2 separate regions of the Homo sapiens genome follow, and region 1 is linked to region 2. Evidence: read pairs that join two places in POLR2A ChIA-PET (ENCODE). Cell type or tissue: MCF 10A. All regions are shown on one strand. Each heading gives the region's core, and the rest is flanking DNA. Links, peaks and the distances in the headings are about the cores only.

Region 1 (11,109 bases), core at 1-5,000, 110 kb before region 2:
TCAGCCCACACCTCCACACCCGCATCTGCCTCCCCAATGGCTGTCAGTTCGGTAAAGTCACCCTCTCCTTCTACTCTGGTATTACCACGAGAATTGAAATTTTTAAGCAGAAAAAAAAAGAAGTCAAGTTACAAATAAATGAGTGGCGAACCAAGGGAAGCCCTTTGACTATGATTTCCAATTTTCTGTTCAATCCACACTGCAGAGATACAAGGATAAACCACCATTTTGGTTCCCAAGTTTTATTCAAGAACTCATACAAAATTTTCCAGATAAATGAAATTTAATCCTCGTCTTCCTCCTCTTCTTCGTCCTGGTTAATCTGGAAGTAACGTAATTCGTAACTCTCTTTGCTGTTAGCAACTACGCGCAACCAGTCACGTAGATTATTCTTCTTCAAATATTTTTTGGTGAGATATTTCAAATACCTGCAGAGAAAGGACACAAGAACTCCACTAGACAGTTGGTGCTTGCATTCTAAAACATTTTAACATTTATAAAACCCAGCACTCAAAATCATTACAATTCAAGGTGTTTTCCCAAGCCTCAAAAATGGCAAAGGTAAGGCAAATACACCCAGCCAAGGCTCTGAGTTATCAGCCACGTACCATCGACATCGGCAGTAACAATTAGAATAGCCTCAGCATGGTGGCTCAGGCCTGTAATCCCAGCGCTTTGGGAGGCCAAGGCAGGCAGATCACTTGAGGTCAGGAGTTCGAGACCAGCCTGAACAACATGGTGAAACCCCATCTCTACTAAAAATAAAAAAATTAGCTGGGCGTGGTGGTGCACGCCTGTAATCCCAGCTACTCGGGAGGCTGAGGCATGAGGATCCCTTGAATCCAGGAGGCGGAGGGTGTAGTGAGCTAAGATTGTACCACTGTATTCCAGCCTGGGTGACAGAGCAAGACTGCCTCCAAAAAAAGAAAAAAGAAAAAAAACTAGGCCAGGGGCACTGGCTCACACCTGTAATCCCAGCATTTTGGAGGGCTGAGGCAGGCGGATCATGAGGTCAGGAAACGGAGACCATCCTGGCTAACACGATGCAACCCTATCTCTACTAAAAATACAAAAAATTAGCCAGACGTCGTGCTGGGCGCCTGTAGTCCCAGCTAGTCAGGAGGCTGAGGTAAGAGAATCGCTTGAACCCGGGAGGCAGAGGCTGCAGTGAGCCGAGATGGCGCCATTGCACTCCAGCCTGGGCGACAGAGCAAGACTCCATCTCAAAAAAAAAAAAACAAAAAAAAAAAACAAGAGCAGATAAGTAGATAAGTAGATGTACCAGTTGTCCATGAAAATGCAGCAAACACCTATAACATGGTTTTTAGTGACCACTGGAGAAAGATAACATGATAGAAATTTACAGTTAAGTACGCAACCTCAATACCTTTTATGCAGAAAATAGTGGGTTTCCAAAGAGCTGTAAGCGCTGCGCACACATCACCTCACGGAGTCAAACCCCCTTTTGAGGTTGTCTGGATGATGAGGACTGCTTCTTAGGGGTGTGCACACACTCGCTCCTGCTCACCACCCAACACACAGGGACAGAATGCCACCCTGCCACTGCGCTCACGCCCAGAGAGCACAAAGCCTTTCAGTCAGCCTGCCCAATTGCTGCTTTAGCCAGGTGAGAGCTAAACACTCACCACAACAGGGATCATTTAAAAACTCTTTTATTTATTTTTTTAGACAGAATCTCCTTCTGTGGCCCAGGCTCACTGCAACCTCTGCCTCCAGGATTCAAGCAATTCTCATGCCTCAGTCTCCCATGTAGCTGGGATTACAGGTGTATAACACCATGTCCAGCTAATTTTTGTAATTTCAGTAGAGATGGGGGTTTTGCCATATTGGCCAGTCTGGTCTCGAACTCCTGGCCTCAAGTGTCTGCCCACCTCAGCCTCCCGAAGTGCTGGGATTATAGCTGTGAGCCACTGCGACCAGCCAAAACACTCATTCTTTATGGAAAGGCAAAAACTGGCTTTTGTGCCCAACACCCTAACTACATAAAGATGACCTAAGGGCTGGGCACAGTGGCTCACGCCTGTAATCCCAACACTTTGTGAGGCCAAGGTGAGAGGATCCCTTGAATCTAGGAGTTCGAGACCAGCCTAGGCAACATAGCAAGACCCTGTCTCTACACAACATTTTTTTTTTTAATTAAAAAAAAAAAAGATGAAGTGCACCACAGTCTTGGCAGCTCTCTCACCGGCTTGCTTCCGTGGCCCTGAGGCTATTCCGAATCTTCCCAAGCCATAAAGAGGGAATTTCACAACACACAAACCCACAGCAGAGCCAATTCATCTACCCAAGCTGTTTCTCCCACAGTGAAAGGGGATCCCTGCTACTAACCATCTCTTCAGACCATAGCAAGGATTACATGAGATGCTCAGAGAGATCCCTGGCATTTTTTTTTTTTTTGAGACGGAGTTTCGCTCTTGTTGCCCAGGCTGGAATGGCACGATCTCCGGCTCACCTCAACCTCCGTCTCCCGGGTTCAAGCAATTCTCCTGCCTCAGCCTCCCGAGTAGCTGGGATTACAGGCATGTGCCACCACGCCCAGCTAATTTTGTATTTTTAGTAAGAGACGGGGTTTCTCCATGTTGGTCAGGCTGGTCTGGAACTCCCGACCTCAGGTCATCCACCCGTCTGGGCCTCCCAAAGTGCTGGGATTACAGGCGTGAGCCACCGCGCTCAGCATGGATCCCTGGCATATTCACAGGACCCAAATGTCATGAACCAACAGACTCACCATCTCCAAAAAAGGAGCACTGTGACAGTGCTCCACACCAACAAAGCAATCTCCACACCAACAAAGCAATCTCCACACCAACAAAGCAATCTCCACACCAACAAAGCAATCGCCACAAAGTGTGAAGATCTCAATTCAACTGTCCACTTTTTGCTAAGCAAAGATAAATCAATTTGGTCATTCCATCTAAAAAGTATACTTTTGTCAATTATTTCCACCATATTGTATTCAGATGAGGTTAATTCAAAATTTCAGGTGGTTGAAATGTTCCCTGACATAGCCGGACATGGTGGGGCACTCGTGTAGTCCCAGCTATTTGGGAGGCTGAGGTAGGACTGTTTGAGCCAGGAGATGGAGGCTAGAGTGAGCTATGATCACCCCACTGCTCTCCAGCCTTGGTGACAGAGTAAGACCCTATCTAAAAAAAAGGAAAAAAAAAAATCCCTAATAGTACACTGGGGAAAAAAATCAGGTTAAAAAAAAAAAAAAAACCCTGTACAGGCCAGGCAGGGTGCCTCATGCCTGTAATCCCAGCACTTTGGGAGGCCGAGGCGGGTGGATCACCTGAGGTCAGGAGTTCCAGACCAGCCTGGCCAACATGATGAAACCCCCTCTCTACTAAAAATACAAAAAATTAACCGGGCGTGGTGGCAGGCGCCTGTAATCCCAGCTACTCAGGAGGCTGAGGCAGGAGAATTGCTTGAACCTGGGAGGCGGAGGTTTCAGTGAGCTGAAATCGCGCCATTGCACTCCAGCCTAGACAAGAAGATCAAAACTCGTTTTCAAAAATATAAATAAATAAAAACCCTGTACAAATTCAGAGACAGAAAAAGTTCTAGATTCGGGACACCTTGAACCTTTCAGGAAAATTAACTATTATCATCAAGAAAGGAAAGCTGTAATAGATGATTAAGGCACCTTCCCTACTCCACTGGATAAAGAACAGAAAGTTTGTGAAAACGCAAGTGACGCATGTCAGGAGATACCCTCACCCTGGTAAACAGGTCACAGAAAGGTAGCAGAATCTTCCCCAAGGGCTCTGCTACAGCCCAGCAGGCCGGACGCTTTGTACCCCCACCAGAAGCCCCATTCTCACTGCTTCCCAGGCAGACTGTGAGGACTTCACTTAAGCTTCAAAGTCTCTTCTTCACGGACATAGCTAAACATAAAAGCATTAACTACAACCAATTTGTACTAACATACCTTAAAATTTCCCACCACTTGATTTAGTATGTTGGTTTTCTTTTGTTTGTTTTTTTTGAGACAGAGTTTCGCTCTTGTTGCCCAGGCTGGAGTGCAATGGTGCTATCTTGGCTCACCGCAACCTCCGCCTCCCTGGTTCAAGCAATTCTCCTGCCTCAGCCTACCCAGTAGCTGGGATTACAGGCATGCACCACCACACCCAGCTAATTTTGTATTTTTAGTAGAAACGGAGTTTCTCCATGTTGGTCAGCTGGTCTAGAACTCCTGACCTCAGGTGATCCTCTGACCTCGGCCTCCCAAAGTGCTGGGATTTAGTATGATTAAAAGCTCCTAACAGGCCACAGCCCCAGGCTAGGAGCTGAGTATATGCATATCCAATTCTTCAGCAACTGGTAAAGTATTTTAACCTCATCCTCAAAAACCAACACATAACAGAGGAGGGAACTAGCAAATTAATGTCTCCATTTTGAAATGAAAGAAAATGGGCCCCCAGGAATTAACTAGAGTGGACTCTGTCTAAACTGAGGTCTTCAGATTCCTTGTTCAGTGCCAAAGTAGCACTTACAAGGGAAACAACTGGAATTCAAAAGGAAAGCTCTTGGTCAGACACAGTGGTTCATGCCTGTAATCCCAGCACTTTTGGGAGGCCAAGGCAGGTGGATCACCTGAGGTCAGGAGTTCAAGACCAGTCTGGCCAACACGGCGAAACCCCGTATCTACTAAAAATACAATAATTAGGCCGGGCGCGGTGGCTCACGCCTGTAATCCCAGCACTTTGGGAGGCCAAAGTGGGTGGATTACGAGGTCAGGAGATCGAGACCAGCCTGGCCAACATGGTGAAACCCTGTCTCTACTAAAAAACAAAAAAAATTAGCCACGAGTGGTGGCAGACACCTGTAATCCCAGCTACTCAGGAGGCTGAGGTAGGAGAATCGCTTGAACCCAGAAGCCGGAGGTTGCAGTGAGCCAAGATCACGCCACTGCACTCCAGCCTGGGTGACAGAGTGAGACTCCGTCTCAAAAAAAAAAAAAAAAAAAAAAAAGAGGCCGGGCGCAGTGGCTCACGCCTGTAATCCCAGCACTCTGGGAGGCCGAGGCGGGCGGATCACGAGGTCAGGAGATCGAGACCATCCTGGCTAACACGGTGAAACCCCGTCTCTACTAAAAATACAAAAAAAAAAAAAATTAGCCAGGCGCAGTGGCAGGCGCCTGTAGTCCCAGCTACTCGGGAGGCTGAGGCAGGAGAATGGCGTGAACCCGGGAGGCAGAGCTTGCAGTGAGCCGAGATCTCGCCACTGCACTCCAGCCTGGGCAACAAAGCGAGACTCTGTCTCCAAAAAAAAAAAAAAAGAAATACAAGAATTAGCTGGGTGTGGGCCAGGCGCAGTGGCTCATGCCTATAATCCTTGTACTTTGGGAGGCTGAGGCAGACGAATCACCTGAAGTTAAGAGTTCGAGACCAGCCTGGCCAACATGGCAAAACTCTGTCTCTACTAAAAATACGAAAAATTAGCCAGGCGTGGTGGCACATGCCTGCAATTCCAAAAACTCGGGAAGCTGAGGCAGGAGAATCGCTTGAACCTGGGAGGCAGAGGTTGCAGTGAGCCAAGATGGCGCCACTGCACTCCAGCCTGGGCAACAGAGCAAGACTCGGTTTCAAAAAAAAAAAAAAAAAGTAAGCTCTTACTGTGATCTAGAGACAGGAGGCAATTTTTTTTTTTTTAATTGAGATAGGGTCTCACTGTGTCACCCAGGCTGGCCTGCAGTGGCACAATCACAGCTCATTACAACCCTAACCTGCTGGGCTCAAGCCATCCTCCCACTTCAGCTCCCCAAGTGGCTGGACTACAGGCACATGTCACCATGCCCAGCTAATTTTAACTCTTGTAGAGATGGGGGTCTCACTATGTTGCCCAGGCTGGTCTCAAACTCCTGGGCTCAAGCAATACTCCTGTATCACCCTCCCAAAGTGCTGGGATTACAAGCATAAGCCACTGTGCCCAGCCAAGAATATTTTTGAGAAAACAGTCTTGAAAGCAAGTCTGAGTACCTTACTGTTTAAAATACTTTAGCCTGGCCGGGCATGGTGGCTCAGGCCTATAATCCCAGCACTTTGGGAAGCCAAGGCGGGTGGATCACTTGAGGGGAGGAATTTGAGAGCAGCCTGGCCAACATGGTGAAACCCCCGTTTCTACTAAAAATACAAAAATTATCCGGGCATGGTGGCAGGTGCCTGTAGTCTCAGCTACTCAGGAGGCTGAGGCAGGACAACTGCTTGAACCCAGGAGGCGGAGGCTGCAGTGAGCCGAGATCGCGCCATTGCACAACAGCCTGGGCGATGGAGTGAGACTCCAGCTCAAAAAAAAATAAAACACTTTAGCCTGTGAAAGACAAAATTTTAAAACCACCAAAAGTTGACTATTGTTAACAACCATAATAGCATTCATCCACTGCCTCCTGCACTGAGCATAGTTCCAGAAATTAACAGATGCAAACCAATCACTCTGCGGGTGCCCCCACTCCCATGCAGGGAAAAGGCGGGCTGGGCACTGGGTGCACGCAGGCCACACACACACTTCCCTCCTGTACCTTTTGGAGAAAGGCACCTCGGATGTCACGGTGATCTTGCTCTTGCTCCTTTCGATGGTCACCACCCCTCCACCAAGGTTCCCAGCTTTTCCGTTCACTTTGATCCTTTCTTGCAAAAACTGCTCCTGTAGAAATCATTAAATTGACCAATGAAGTGACAAGTTCATCTGTCTCAACAGAATATTTTATCTGTCTCCCAACACTGAACTAATATCATTTTTTGTTTTGGTTTTGGAGACAGAGTCTCACCAGCGCAATCACAGCTCACTGCAGTCTCAACCTCCCAAGCTCAAGTCTCGACCTCCCAGACTCAAGTGATCCTCCCACCTCAGCCTCTCAAAGTGCTAGGATTACGGGCATGAGCCATCCCACCTGGCCCCAGCTGACTTTACAATTTTTTTTTTTTTTTTTTGAGATGGAGTTTAGCTCTTGTTGCCCAGGCTGGAGTGCAATGGCGCGATCTCGGCTCACTGCAACCTCCGCCTCCCAGGTTCAAGTGATTCTCCTGCTCCGCCTCCCAAGTAGCTGGGATTACAGGCATTCGCCACCAGGCCCAGCTAATTTTGTATTTTTAGTAGAGACGGGGTTTCTCCACGTTGGTCATGCTGGTCTCCAACTCCCGACTTCAGGTGATTCGTCCACCTCTGCCTCCCAAAGTGCTGGGATTACAGGCGTGAGCCACTGCGCCTGGCTTAACATTTTTAAGAGAAGGGGTCTCTCTATGTTGGCTAGATTGGTCTCAAATTCCTGGGCTCAAGTGATCCTCCCACCTCAGCCTCCCAAAGCGTGGGGATTACAGGTGTGAGCCAGCATACCTGGCCCTAATATCGGTTTCTTAAATGTTCAGTCTTTTTTAAAAATGGTAACAAATCCCATTTACATACATACTATGAGACAACATCCCAGTGTAAACGTACTTGACTACTTCCACACAAGGCCGACTGGGCCTCGCCACGAAAGGCTTAGAAGGACAACACTAGACAGGAAACCCAAGGCCAGACTTTTACAAGATACGCCTGTAATCCCAGCACTTTGAGAGGCTGAGGTGGGTGGATCTCCTGAGCTCAGGAATTTGAGACCAGGCTAGGCAACATGGCGAAACCCTCTCTCTACAAAAAATACAAATATTAGCCGGGTGTGGTGGCATGTGCCTGTAGTCCCAGCTACTCAGGAGGCTGAGACAGGAGAATCCCTTGAGCCCAGGAGGCGGAGGTTGCAGTGAGCCGAGATCACACCACTGCACTCCAGCCTGGGGGACAGAGAGACCCTGTCTCAAAAAATAAATAAATAAAACAAACTTTTACAAGGTACATGCAACCAAAGCTAAAAGCAACTTCTGAATCTAAGGAGTATAAAACACTGTTCACAGCACTATCAGAAAATAAGCCTTCAACCTAGTAGAAAGAGCAAAGACATAGGGACTGAAACAATTCTAGACCTGGTCCAGGGCCATGTGTGGTACAGCAGAAGCAGCAGCCACTCAGGAGCCTGAGATATTCTCTGCAAACTACTGTGTGGGCCTCAGCAAGACATTCACCTCCTTGTGCTTCAGAAAGCTTTGCCCAAAAAGGACCTTTTTAGTTGTTTTCTTGCTATGGCAATGACATGAAGTCCCTTTCAGCTCAAAATTCCTATAATTTTCTGTTTAAAAACTCCAATACAAAATATGTTAACTGGCTGGGTGCAGTAGCTCACACCTGTAATCCCGGCACTTTGGGAAGCCAAGGCAGGAAGATTGCTCAAGCCCAGGAGTTCAAGACGAGCCTGGGCAACTTAGGAAGACCCTTCCTCTACAAAAAAATTTAAAAATTAGCTAGGTATGGTGGTGCATGCCTGTGGTGCCAGCTATTCCAGAGGCTGAGGTGGGAGGATCACTTGGGCCTATGAGGTTGAGGCTGCAGTGAGCCAGGATCATGCTACTGCCCTCCAGCCTGGACAACAGACCCTTTCTCAAAAAATAAAAATTTGGGAGACTGAGGTGGGCAGATCACGAGGTCAGGAGATCGAGACCATCCTGGCTAACATGGTGAAACCCTGTTTCTACTAAAAATACAGAAAATTAGCCAGGCGTGGTGGCGGGCGCCTGTTTCCCAGCTACTTGGGAGGCTGAGGCAGGAGAATGGCATGAACACGGTAGGCGGAGCTTACAGTGAGCCAAGATCGTGCCACTGCATTCCAGCCTGGGCAACAGAGCAAGACTCCGTCTCAAAATAAATAAATAAATAAAAATTTGGGGCCAGGCGCGGTGGCTCACGCCTGTAATCCCAACACTTTGGGAGCCCGAGGCAGGCGGATCACAAAGGCAGGAGATTGAGACCATCCTGGCTAACACGGTGAAACTCTGTCTCTACTAAAAATACAAAAAATTAGCCGGGCATAGTGACAGACACCTGTAGTCCCAGCTATTCGGGAGGCTGAGGCAGGAGAATGGCATGAACATGGGAGGCGGAGCTTGCAGTGAGCCGAGATCACACCACTGCACTCCAGCCTGGGTGACAAAGAGCAAGACTCCGTCTCAAAAAAAAAAAAAAAAAATTTGGCTGGGCACAGCGGTTCATGCTTGTAATCCCGATACTTTGGGAGGCCGAGGCTGGCAAATCACCTGAGGTCAGGAGTTCAAGACCAACCTGGCCAACATGGTGAAGCGCCGTCTCTACCACAAAAATACACAAATTAGGTGGGCATGGTGGCACACGCCTGTAATCTCAGCTACTCGGGAGGCTGAGAAAGAGAATCACTTAAACCTGGAAGGTGGAGGTTGCAGTGAGCCAAGATCACACCATTGCACTCCAGCCTGGGTGACAGAGTGAGATTCCACCTCAAAAATAAATAAATAAAAATAAAATAAAATGGCCAGGCGCAGTGGCTCATGCCTGTAATCCCAGCACTTTGGGAGGCCGAGGTGGGTGGATCACCTAAAGTCAGGGGTTCGAGACCAGCCTGACCAACATGGAGGAACCCCATCTCTACTAATAATACAAAAATTAGCCAGGCGTGGTGGCAGGCGCCTATAATCCCAGCTACTCGGGAGGCTGAGACACCAGAATGGCTTGAACCAGGGAAACGGAGATTGTGGTGAGCCGAGACTGCACCATTGCACTCCAGCCTGGGCAACAAGAGCAAAACTTGGTCTCAAAAAACAAAGTAAATAAAATAAAATAAACAAAAAGTATACATTAACCATAGATGGGGCACAGAGTGATTAGGTCAGAAATCTTGAATTCTGCATCTCAAGATTCATAAATGACTTAAGTTTTCTATCCTAAGGAGGCTTCCAGAAGGAAAGACAATCACACAAACAGATGAGTGGGCTGAGGGAATGGCTCAGAGGGAGGGAGGCAGGAATAATGCCAGAACAGGGCCACCATGTGAATACCAAACTGGAAGACACCAAAGTTGAAAAAGAGGAGGCCACAGAAAAGCCAGAAGTCACTGGATAGAGAAAGAACTAAGGAAATAGGGGATTTCTTGAAGGACACAGATGCAAACAGCATCTACATAAAGGCAATAAACTATAAGAGGTTACCTAAATTCCATTCTGGATAATTCGTGACCATAATTATTTTGTGTTTAAAAATTATTTTTGTTGTAATGATACTGATCCTGGCAATAGTTCAACCTTCTGGAGAATTTAGAGCAAATGCAAATTTAGGAGACTTCTACACACAAATACGAAGTCTGAATCCCCCAAACATGGCTATTAGAGGAAAAAGAATAAAATGTCAAAACCAAACTGCTGAGTCAAAATGTGGCGGAAGGATTATTTAATATTTCTAGATTGCAATAGGATAGAGGAATATTGGGGAATGGGCCAAATACAGGGGCAAAAAATCAGCACAGAGCAAGATCTGAAGAAAAAAAAAAAAGCTCCAATTACAATTCAGCAAGCAGGGTACTTTAAACACTGAAGCTCAGATGCTTCATAATATAGAAAAGCTTCGGGAACTGCTGCCACCTGTCCAAAGCTCCACATCAAAGCAGTGAGACCCAGGACAGAGGCAGCCCATAGTCAGGATCAGGGTCCCTCACTTATGCTTAAACACACCAAACAGCAAGGGGGATGCCATGGACCCAGTGAAATTTGTCTGTTTCTCAGTAACTTTTTTTGTTTTGTTTTTGAGACGGAGTCTCGCACTATCTCCCAGGATGGAGTGCAATGGTGCGATCTCTGCTCACTGCCACCTCCGCCTCCCGTGTTCACGCGATTCTTCTACTGCAGCCTCCCGAGTAGCTGGGATTACAGGTGCACACCACCACACCCAGCTAATTTTTTTGTATTTTTAGTGGAGACGGGGTTTCACTATGTTGGCCAGACTGGTCTCGAACTCCTGACCTCATGATCTGCCCGCCTCAGCCTCCTAAAGTGTTGGGATTACGGGCGTGAGCCACCGTGCCTGGCTTGTTTCTGGGTAACTTTTAAGTAAAATCATTTGTGGAAACTAAAGGAGAAAAACAAGATAGTCCTCTAACACCTCTGTGCTAGAGCCCTTCTTGCTTATTCTAAGCCCATCTCCTTTTACTCCTCACAACTGTTGCACACACAAGAAGAAACAAGACTTGGAAACAAA
Region 2 (11,553 bases), core at 2,269-7,268:
GTTGAACTACATGAAATTGCCAATAGTCAACAATATTTGACTTACAAAAGCAGCAAAGTGATATTAACCAACTTAATACCTATTAGAAATTTTAGAAAGTTATGTACATTCACCCTAGGACACAGAATGATTTTTTTTTTTGACGCGGAGTCTCGCTCTGTCACCAAGATTGGAGTGCAGTGGCACAATCTCAGCTCCCTGCAACCTCTGCCTCCCAGGTTCAAGCTATTCTCCTGCCTCCGCCTCCTAGTAGCTGGGATTACAGATGTGTACCACCACACCCAACTAATTTTTGTATTTTTAGTAGAGACAGGGTTTTGCCATGTTGTCCAGGCTGGTCCCAAACTCCTGACCTCAGGTTATCTGCCTGCCTCGGCCTCCCAAAGTGCTGGGATTACAGGTGTGAGCCACTGCACCCAGCCAAGGACACAGAATGATTCCTAATAAACCCAGAGAGAGGCAGAAAACCAGACTCCATCCCACAAGCGAAAACCAGACTTGTACAGTCACGTTTAGGGTGGGAATCAAATGCCCACAGCATCCAGCAGGTGAAGCTGGAAAGAGCAGAATTAGTGGGGGCCCCGAGCAGAGGCCAGCCAGGGCCCCCTGCTGCTCAGCTCCTACCTAGCGCCCCCCATGGGGACCCCATTCTTCAAGAAACACATCCACCTAATGAGAGGCACGCATCTTGTGGGCATCTGGACTCTACCAACTAGAGAAAAAGATGAGCACCTGGCGAGATGTGAACAGTGATTGGGTATTCGACGATACTAAGGACTTATAAGTGTGTTTGGGAGGATGTGATAGCGCTATTGTGGGTGTTCAAGGTAGGAAGTTATCTTTTAGATACAATATCTGGGATCTGCTTCGAAATACCGCAGTGGGAAAGAGGTGAGGCAGGAACGGGCAGGTGTTGCCCATTGCTGGTGCTGGGAGACGAATACCCAGGGGCTTGGGATGCTCTACACTCTGCTTTTGTGTATATCTGAGCATTCCCAGAATAAAAAGCTAAAACAGAGACATGGGTGTTATTGATTAAAGCATTATGTTTTTATTACCATGACTTTTCCCACAGAAGCTATAAGAAGATGCTGCTAAATGAGGTAGGACAGGTGAGGGGAGGAGGGGCCAGGTTCACGCTCGCTGCACTTTCGCCTGTCCTTTCAAACACCTGGGGCATCTGTTCGGCTCAACCTGTGCTGGGGGCATCAGCATCCCCGTCTTTCTTTTTCTTTTTGAGAAAGAGTCTCTCTCTGTCACCCAGGCTGGAGTGCAGTGGTGCAACCTTGGCTCACTGCAACCTCTGCCTCCCGGGTTCAAGCGATTCTCCTGTGTCAGCCTCCTAAGTAGCTGGGATTACAGGAGCCCGTCACCATGCCCAGCTAATTTTTGTATTGTTAGTGGAGTCGGGGTTTCACCATGTTGACCAGGCTGGTCTCAAACTCCTGACTTCAAGTGATCCACCTGCCTTGGTCTCCCAAAGTGCTGGGATTACAGGTGTGAGCTACTGCGCCCAGGTGCATCTCCATTTTTCAATCAGCATCCCCATTTTCAAATGAACAACGGAGGCCCTAAGTCACATGGAGGTCCGATTCTGAAGAAAGAGTGCAGGTGAAATACCGGGAAAATAGCTGTTTGGCAAGGGAAAGAATCCTAGGCAGCGGATTTTCTCCCCCAGGCAAATAAGATGCCGCTCCGGGTGCCAGGCAGGGCAGGGCACCTCTGGGCTTCAGGTGGCTTGGCTCTCACAGTTCTGCAAGGTGGTTTTATGTTGTTATTGGAAATAGAAGGTGCAGGTTGGCTAAGCCACCACCAGGCTCTCCTGGTCTCTCTCCCATGGCAAGGGGCCTCCATAAAGGCCCAGCAAGCCCAGCCCTCACAGGGTAGAGGACGGTTGGGCCAGGTCCCTAGCCCAGGACGGCAAGGAAGTGAAAACACAAAACAGAATAGGATCATCCGTGTGTCAATATCGAGGGCTTCCTTGGAGGGGGCAGCCTCAGCTTCTGAATTAACCACACCCACCTGTGAGTGGGCCCCTACCACAGTGTGGTTCAGGAGCAGAGTCTGGAATGAGGCCTGGTGCGAATCCCCCTGCCCCATCGCCCATGCCTGGAGGGGCTTGAGTCCCTCTGTCCCCGTCTAGAGTGTGAGAGTCACTGCCATAGCCTGGCTGGGAGTGAGTCCCCATCACCTCCGCCACTGCCGGCTGGGTGACCTTGGGCAGGCAGGTTGCCCTCCCTGAGCCGTGGGCTCAGTGTCTGTCAGGCAGAGGAGGTGACGGCGCCCACAGGCAAGGTGACTGAGGAGCAAATGGGATGACCATGTGGCTGCCAGCAATGGCAGCTGCTATCATGGGATGTGGGGATTTGGTGGACATCTGTTGAGCTGAACACTAATTTAATTTAGGGCTTTGGGGACAGATCTGAGGTTTGGAGGCTGAACAGAAAAGGAAAGAAAAATGAAATAACTCAGAACACCAGGTAACATGCTGGCTGAGAACCCCACACACTTGGCTCAGGTGGGCAAAGGAGGGATCCAGAGGACAGTTGGCCTCCCCTTACCAGGCACCACACACAGAGGGCATAGAGGACAGTCGGCCTCCCCTTACCAGGCACCACACACAGAGGGCACAGAGGACAGTCGGCCTCCCCTTACCGGACGCCACACACAGAGGGCAGAGAGGCCCACCCGGCCACCTCCTGACTAGGTACTAGGTCATGGCTTCAGAGAGAGAGAGAGAGAGAGCGCAAGTGTGTGTGTGTGTGTGTGTGTGTGTAGGGCACGTGTGTGCGTGTGTTTAAGGGGCTTAGTAGCGGCAGAGCTGCAGCCCACAGACTGAGTTCTTCTAGGTTGATCTGCCTCATAAAGAAACTGACTTGTGACCACAACAGCTGGACTAGTGGTCCCACTCACACACACAGCCAGCACAGGTGTGCCACGGAATTCCACGGCATTTCCCACAGACCAACTCTAAATACTGCCCTGGGCAGCCAACAGAAGCTCTGTCAGCCTCCAATGGGGGCCAGGACCAGCTGCATTTGCCATGAAACGCTGACCATTTATATTCAGAAAATGGCAACCTGGTGATGAAGTGACAACAGCTGAGCACAGGAATGACGATGAGCCAGCAGGATTCCAGCAGGACCGTGTGTGCTGGGGAGACACATTGTTAACTGGAGTATGTGAGAAGTTTATCACCAAATGTGCACTATATGTGGCCTTCCTCAGGGGGAGATACGTCGCCATCCAGCAGCTAGTCAGGGTCCTCCTAGGAACAAATGAGCCAGGGACAAGCAGGAGTTTTAAGGAAGGGACACCAAAGCCTAGCATCAGGAGCCAGGACAGCACATGGACACAGGGTCCTGATGCTGCTGGGGGCCGTGAGCTGGATGCTGAGGGCAGCGGCTGGCATTGCCGGGGAAGCTGGTGCCAGGCATGGCCCAGCATGTCACATAGAGGAACTCGGCTGCAAAGTCAGTGCCATGAGCCGTGAACTTTGTCTGTTCACTGAGGCAGCCTGAGTCCATGACTCACAGCTGGCCCCTCCCCTCTCCACAAACACGGAATCTCACCGGACCCCACCCGATCCTGTGATGCACAAGGCCGGCCCTCTCCACAAACACAGAATCTCACCGGACCCCACCCGATCCTGATGCGCGGCCGGCCCTCTCCACAAACACGGAATCTCACCGGACCCCACCCGATCCTGACGCGTGGCCGGCCTCTCTCCACAAACACAGAATCTCACCGGACCCCACCCGATCCTGATGCGCAGCCAGCCCCTCCCCTCTCCACAAACACGGAATCTCACCAGACAGCACCCTATCCTGATGTGTGGCCGGCCCCTCCCCTCTCCACAAACACGGAATCTCACCGGACAGCACCCTATCCTGATGCGCGGCCGGTCCCTCTCCACAAACACAGAATGACCAACACCGGGTCTCACTGGACAACACCCGATGAGGCAGCAGCCTCCCTGTCTCCATTCTACAAGTCAGGAACCAGACACATGGAGAGTCACGCTTCCAAAGTCACACCACTAGGGGTAGGATGGGACCGGACCTGACCTTGGGCCACCAGAGGCAATGCCATGTTGCCTCCCCATCCTGTCCTGTGACATCGAGTCCAGAGTGGAATTCTTCCCAAGATGATTGCAGGAAGGAGCGTTCAAAGTCACAGACCCAGAGTGTCCAGTGCTGGCCACCAGCTGGTGTCATCAACTCAGGGTGGTTTAGCTGTGGGGGAAGGAGGAGGGAAAGGAAGGGTTCGTGTTGGATTTAATGTTCAGAACTTAGGAAGTGCCTACAATTAACCCCTTGTTCTTCCATCCTGAAAAGCAGAATGAGAGAATAAATGGAAGGAGTTGTAATCAGCTCCTTCAAACCGGGGTTTGCCCCATTTATCCAAAAGGCTACCTTGTTGGTATGAGACTCCACAAGGGACCTCATGTTACTGAAAACCGCTCAGGATCCAAAGCACGTGACAGTCAACCCCGAGGGGAAGATGTGAGCGGCTATTGAGTGCCTGGTGTGCGAATACCCTCTTCACCACCCCCATGCTCCTGCAGGCTCCACACGGCACCCCCAGACCACACTGCATGATGTGACATGGACGCCTGCACTGGGTGAGGACCTGCCTCGTTGTCCCTGTGTCCCTGACCCAACACAGAGCTGGCATCTGGTGCTCAGGAAATGGTTGCTGAATGAATGAATTAATCAATGAATGAATGCAGGTTGACTAACAGGTCACAACCAGCCCAAGCAAGCTGCCCCAGCCACAAAGTATGTGGCTCCTTCAGGCAACAATTTGCGTCAAGAATTAGTCACAGATGAGGGCAGGAAAAGCTCATCCGGTCCCAGAAACCCCAAAGCCAGGTGAGCTTGATGACCGGCCAAAAAACCAAGCCCACACTCAAAATGATCTTGCTGTGTGAGCTGGACGGTGACATTTACAGGGACAGCCTCCTCCAGCCCCAGCAGCCAGCACACACGCACCGGCCTGGGAAACCACGCAGAGTTTAGATCAGCGGCAGACCTGCTATGAAACAACAACTTTATACTAACGATGGAAAAGGCCAAGACTGGTGGATGGAGTCAGTGCTATTCTGGGGCCCAGGCCAGGGGGGCTGTCGTAATCCCACCATGTGTGTCTATTATCAGATTATACCCCACACCTGGAGTTTTATTCTAAGGACCCGGAACAGTGACTCACGAGCGGTGGGAAATCAGGACGGTGTAGCATCCTGACTCTGGCAGACAAGGAGGTCTTTCAAGACCTGGGCTGGCCTCATGGACACTGGCCAGGGCAGCAGGCAGGAGGGCTCTGAGCTCCCAAAGGATCTCATCTGGAAGGATCTTTGTCCACTTCAGGTCATCTGCACCTCCCAGAGAAGTCATAGTAGGATCCTGGGCCAACTCAAGGCCAACTTTACGACTCAGGAGATAACCTTTCTCGGGGAAACACTTAGAACGGTCCAAAAACCAAGCGTTTGGCCTTGCGACAGCGAAGGCTCCCAGTCCCTGCAGGTGTTGAGGCAGCAGGATCAGAGGCGGGAGCAGAAACCCACCCGAGAAGACGGACCTGGCGAAAAACCAGTGCCTCAGCCTCCACCCACCCCAGTCTGTGTTTTCACAAATGCACTTTTTAGTGTCGATCCAGTGGGCTTGAGAAAAACATAGAAAAACCATGGTCTGTGTGTCAGCTGAACTCTGCTGGCTACTTAGAGGGAAGGAAAGTGATCTCATAAAAACTGAGATTTTAATCAACCACTGTTGATCACAAGCCCTCTCCTACCGGCGAGACACAACCCTGGGCATCCTGTTGTAGGGCCTCGTGCCAAGCCTGCTGGTTACCTGCCACCGAGAGAGAGCAATGAGGTCAGATGGTCCCTGCAGAAGTGAGATCATTAGAAAGCCACGTGCCCATCGTGTCCTGCGTGTAAAGACTGCTACCACACAATGCCTGTGTCTATGACAGCACACACAAGACACTACAATCAATGTGTTAACTGAGAAAACTAAATTTTAAGAAAACAACCCAGAAAAACATAGTGCCTTCCTCACAACTGCCTTTCTTGCCACCACTGTCCACCTGGGCCCCTGCCTTGCCAGAGGGAGCCACCCCGCTTCTGACGCTGGAAGCCACTGTCTCCCTTTCACTTTCTTCCGCTGTATTTAAAATATCGAGTGCCTAAGTTTTTTCCAAGATGCTTCTTTCCAGGTTCCTACTGAAAAGCCTCATCAATTTCCCCCACCGCAGGCACAACGGGTGCTGCCAACGTTGGAAAATAACTTTGGCACATTACAGTCCACCGCAGGCAGTCCTCATCTCCCAAGATCTGTAATTTAAAAGATGACAACAAAATTGTAGGACCCGCCGTCCTTGGAGCTGCATTTATTTCAAGAATTACGGGGAAAAAAAAAAGACTTTCTTGGCCACTAATGTATACACGTTAGGTACCAAAGGTATTTTTAATTGTAACATTTAACTGCTTATAGGTTTTTGTTTTGTGTTTTTTTGTTTTTAAGTATTGATCTGTCAACTGGCTTAAAAATAAGGCTTCATTTTCTTCTCCCAAGGCCTTGCTCGTGACTGGGTCAGGCTTGCCTGCAAACCCAAGGCGGCAGTTCACAGCTCGGAGCCCGTGTGCCGCTGTCTGTTCTGTGGGCGGCAATCTGAGATGCCCCCATTTCTATATTTAATCCCAACTGACGGAGCGTGGGCGCCGGCCTCCTATATTAAGAAAATGATAGTAACTTCATCTTGTTTTAAATACCCCACCCGTTAGTAATTACAAGAGTTCTGAAAAGATCCAGTTGAGTGAGAACCTGCGAGACAGCCCTGGCCTCTCCCTCCCAGGTTCTGTGGCTGGGACCATGGACAGAGGAATATTCACTAAGTGGTTCCCGGACGTCTGGGAGCATCATAGACCCAGGGAGAAGGGCCAAGAGCTGCCCACGCCCATTGATTCCTTACATTCTATAGAGTCTGAAGCAGGGAAGGGGGGAGGTCTTGACTGCTTCCTGATGTTTGAGTATCCATGCTTCACTTTCAAAATAAGGAAGCAGAGAAAGGGTAGATGGATTTTGCATCCCAACTGCCATGGAGGCCCCAGCAAGAGGAGGCTGCAGCTACACACGAGCCCCCAGGCCCACCCCTAAGAAGGACAGGCCAGTGAGAGGCTGCGGCCTCAGCCTGGAGGCTACCAAAGCAAGGTCGCTTCCTGGAAGGCCCAGAAATTTTGGTGGGGTGTCAGTTTCCTTCCAAGAGTCCAGGGGACGCTCCTTTTGAAGGGTTTGTGTTCATCACTTGGAACAGGGAAATGTTGTCAGTGGGTATCTGCCACGCATGCCCCTGGCGACCACAGCTAAAGAGAGAAGCACAGGCTGGACAATGTGGCACCAAAAAAAAAAAAAAAAGAAAGAAAAGAAAAGAAAAACACCCCCATCCGACCCGTACACAGGTAGAAAAGTACGTTCTTTTTTTTTTTTTTTTTTTAATTGATAATTCTTGGGTGTTTCTCGCAGAGGGGGATTTGGCAGGGTCACAGGACAATAGTGGAGGGAAGGTCAGCAGATAAACAAGTGAACAAAGGTCTCTGGTTTTCCTAGGCAGAGGACCCTGCGGCCTTCCGCAGTGTTTGTGTCCCTGGGTACTTGAGATTAGGGAGTGGTGATGACTCTTAACGAGCATGCTGCCTTCAAGCATCTGTTTAACAAAGCACATCTTGCACCGCCCTTAATCCATTTAACCCTGAGTGGACACAGCACATGTTTCAGAGAGCACAGGGTTGGGGGTAAGGTCACAGATCAACAGGATCCCAAGGCAGAAGAATTTTTCTTAGTACAGAACAAAATGAAAAGTCTCCCATGTCTACCTCTTTCTACACAGACACGGCAACCATCCGATTTCTCAATCTTTTCCCCACCTTTCCCCCCTTTCTATTCCACAAAACTGCCATTGTCATCATGGCCCGTTCTCAATGAGCTGTTGGGTACACCTCCCAGACAGGGTGGTGGCCGGGCAGAGGGGCTCCTCACTTCCCAGTAGGGGCGGCCGGGCAGAGGCGCCCCTCACCTCCCGGACGGGGCGGCTGGCCGGGCGGGGCGCTGACCCCCCCGCCTCCCTCCCAGATGGGGCGGCTGGCCGGGCGGGGGGCTGACCCCCCCACATCCCTCCCGGATGGGGCGGCTGGCCGGGCAGAGGGGCTCCTCTCTTCCCAGTAGGGGCGGCCGGGCAGAGGCGCCCCTCACCTCCCGGATGAGGCGGCTGGCCGGGCGGGGGGCTGTCCCCCCCACATCCTTCCCGGACGGGGCGGCGGGCCGGGCGGGGGGCTGACCCCCCCACCTCCCTCCCGGACGGGGCGGCTGTCCGGGCAGAGGGGCTCCTCACTTCCCAGTAGGGGCGGCCGGGCAGAGGCGCCCCTCACCTCCCGGAAGGGGCGGCTGGCCGGGCGGGGGGCTGACCCCCCCACCTCCCTCCCAGACGGGGCGGCTGACCCCCACCTCCCTCCCGGACGGGGTGGCTGCCGGGTGGAGACGCTCCTCACTTCCCAGACGGGGTGGCTGCCGGGCGGAGGGGCTTCTCACTTCTCAGACGGGGCGGTTGCCAGGCAGAGGGTCTCCTCACTTCTCAGACGGGGCGGCCGGGCAGAGACGCTCCTCACATCCCAGACGGGGCGGCAGGGCAGAGGCGCTCCCCACATCTCAGATGATGGGCGGCCGGGCAGAGACGCTCCTCACTTCCTAGATGGGATGGCGGCCGGGCAGAGACGCTCCTCACTTTCCAGACTGGGCAGCCAGGCAGAGAGGCTCCTCACATCCCAGACGACGGGCGGCCAGGCAGAGACGCTCCTCACTTCCCAGACGGGGTGGTGGCCGGGCAGAGGCTGCAATCTCGGCACTTTGGGGGGCCAAGGCAGGCAGCTGGGAGGTGGAGGTTGTAGCGAGCCGAGATCACGCCACTGCACTCCAGCCTGGGCACCATTGAGCACTGAGTGAACGAGACTCCGTCTGCAATCCCGGCACCTCGGGAGGCCGAGGCTGGCGGATCACTCGCGGTTAGGAGCTGGAGACCAGCCCGGCCAACACAGCGAAACCCCGTCTCCACCAAAAAAATACGAAAACCAGTCAGGCGTGGCGGCGCGCGCCTGCAATCGCAGGCACTCGGCAGGCTGAGGCAGGAGAATCAGGCAGGGAGGTTGCAGTGAGCCAAGATGGCAGCAGCACAGTCCAGCTTCGGCTCGGCATCAGAGGGAGACCGTGGCAAGAGAGGGAGAGGGAGACCGTGGGGAGAGGGGGAGGGGGAGGGGGAGAGGGAGAGGACGTTCTTACGGTTCATGGCAAGACCTCAACCAAATACTCCATATTTCTGGAAAGGGGTCAGTGCCCCATGATTTGAGAGGGATGACGTGCTGGCCACCAGGGACCCGGCTGAGAGGAGGACCCAGTGTGGGCAGGACAAAGTGAGTTCCTGGGACAGGTGCCTATAGGATGCTTGGACTGGAGTGATATGAACCCCACGCCCAGGCTTTCAGGGTTGACACCATCTCGGGGTTCAAGGTTCAAGTTCACCAGTCCCCACGTCCCGCTCCCCCGCTGAAGCATCAGGATGGACGTGAAGCTGTTCTTCAGAACAGAAGAACCTGGAGAACGATGTTTTCAAACACCAAGATCCTAGAAGGCGAGTACTAGAAGGAATTTAACTGCAGCCTGTGCCACTCAGCTTCACGAGGAAGAAAGCGGCGTCCCAAAGCATTTGTTTGTTCACCTCTTGATCCCCCTAGACCAGAAGTTCCTCAAGAGTAGGGAACAGCTCTTCGTCCACCTTTTTCCTTCCTTGCCCCAACACTGAGGGTCTGGTGTGTTGTGTCCCACGTAGCAGTGGGGGCTCCGGCCAAACAAGGTCACGGAATTGGAAAAGAGTAACTGTGCCCTCTTTTGCATTTTTCAGTGAAAGTCAACTCCTCCTGCAGGTGCAAAAGATTGTTTTTTCACAACTGCCCCAAGAAGACCAAGTGAACAAGAGCGTCTTGGTGGAGGCCTCACTTGCGTCCCCTCCCATGTTTTCTCTGCCTTCCCTTTCCTCTGCCTCCTCCTATAGTCTCAGGCTAAGCTGTGCTGTCCCCTGGCCTCAAGACCCCCAGCAGCGTTGTTTGGCTCCCCAGCAGCTAGACACCTGCATGGATGTTTGTCGCAGAAGGTTTGACTCCCAACCAGCCAGCAGGGCTGTGTCTTCTTCACAGTGTCCCTGGTGGAGCACGGCGGGGCTCGGCACACAGGAGGTGCCTGGTCACTGGTTCTCGAGTTAGAGAGCGGTCATTACGTGTTTCTCACGTGCAGCGCACGTGCAGCCTGGCACAATCCTCTGGGTGGGGCTGACTGCGCGGCACCAGCACAGTCCGCAGTCCTTCCCACGCAGGACCTTCATTTTTCCCAGTCCAGTCATTCAGCTACTGAGTGCTGACTCCATGCCAGGCCCTGCGCTAAGTGGGAATGCAGGAGTGAACAGACAGACAGAGGTCACAGGAAAGTGTGTCAGGAGTGATGGTGCCTTGGAATAAAAAGTAAGCTGAGGCAGTCTAATTTATACAGAGTGCTCATGAGAGGTCTCTTTCCTTTTCTTCAGAGACCTGGAGAAAAACACAGGCAGCCTTACAGTTGTCTGGGTAACCCAGGTAGAGAGAAAGAACCAAGACCCTGGCAGAGGGAACAGCAACAGGCGGAGGGAAGAGCAACCAGGCAGAGGGAACAGTAACAGGAGGAGGGGACAGCAACAGACAGAGGGAACCACAACAGGCGGAGGGAACCACGACCAGGCGGGGGAACTGCAACAGGCGGAGGGAACTGCAACCAGGCAGAGGGAACCGCAGCAGGCAGAAGGAACAGCCACAGGTGGAGGGAACTGTGACCGGGCAGAGGGAACTACAACTGGGCAGAGGGAACCACAAACAGGCAGAGGGAACCACAACCAGACAGAGGGAACTACAACTGGGCAGAGGGAACCACAAACAGGCAGAGGGAACCACAACAGGCAGAAGGAACAGCAACAGGTGGAGGAAACTGCAACCAGGCAGAGGGAACCACAACCAGGCAGAGGGAACTACAACCAGGCAGAGGGAACCGCAACAGGCAGAAGGAACAGCCACAGGCAGAGGGAACAGTGACCAAAGGGAACTACAACCAGGCAGAGGGAACCACAACAGGCAGAAGGAACAGCCACAGGCAGGGGGAACAGCGACCAGAGGGAACTACAACCGGGCAGAGGGAACCACAACAGGCAGAAGGAACAGCAACAGGCAGAGGGAACCACGACCAGGCAGAGGGAACTACAACCAGGCAGAGGGAACCGCAACAGGCAGAAGGAACAGCCACAGGCAGAGGGAACAGTGACCAGAGGGAACTACAACCGGGCAGAGGGAACCACAACAGGCAGAAGGAACAGCCACAGGCAGGGGGAACAGCGACCAGAGAGAACTACAACCGGGCAGAGGGAACCACAACAGGCAGAAGGAACAGCAACAGGCAGAGGGAACCACGACCAGGTGGAGAGAAC

The links. ChIA-PET counts read pairs that join two places held together with the same protein. Peaks named below come from ENCODE experiments on the same cell type or tissue, not always from the same donor. Only the 100,000 strongest peaks of a DNase experiment are listed, where the experiment ranks them.
Region 1: POLR2A ChIA-PET joins it to region 2 with 6 read pairs; 1 of 35 experiments calls an interaction of 5 or more read pairs at or near these places.

The regions. Positions count from the first base shown.
Region 1 is chr1:6,186,389-6,197,497 of GRCh38, forward strand. RPL22 (ribosomal protein L22) reads right to left here. Exons shown (of 4, transcript NM_000983.4): 3 at 6,542-6,666; 4 at 1-428. The coding sequence ends at 284. Among named protein-coding and RNA genes, the nearest start is that of RPL22, 7.7 kb to the right of the region's middle. In MCF 10A, for the core only: no CTCF peak of the experiment used is centred there; a DNase peak (open chromatin) is centred at 2,273.
Region 2 is chr1:6,296,916-6,308,468 of GRCh38, forward strand. The region is part of intron 6 of ACOT7 (acyl-CoA thioesterase 7); the gene reads right to left. Among named protein-coding and RNA genes, the nearest start is that of GPR153, 42 kb to the left of the region's middle. RefSeq lists an enhancer at 4,297-5,496. In MCF 10A, for the core only: no CTCF peak of the experiment used is centred there; a DNase peak (open chromatin) is centred at 4,816.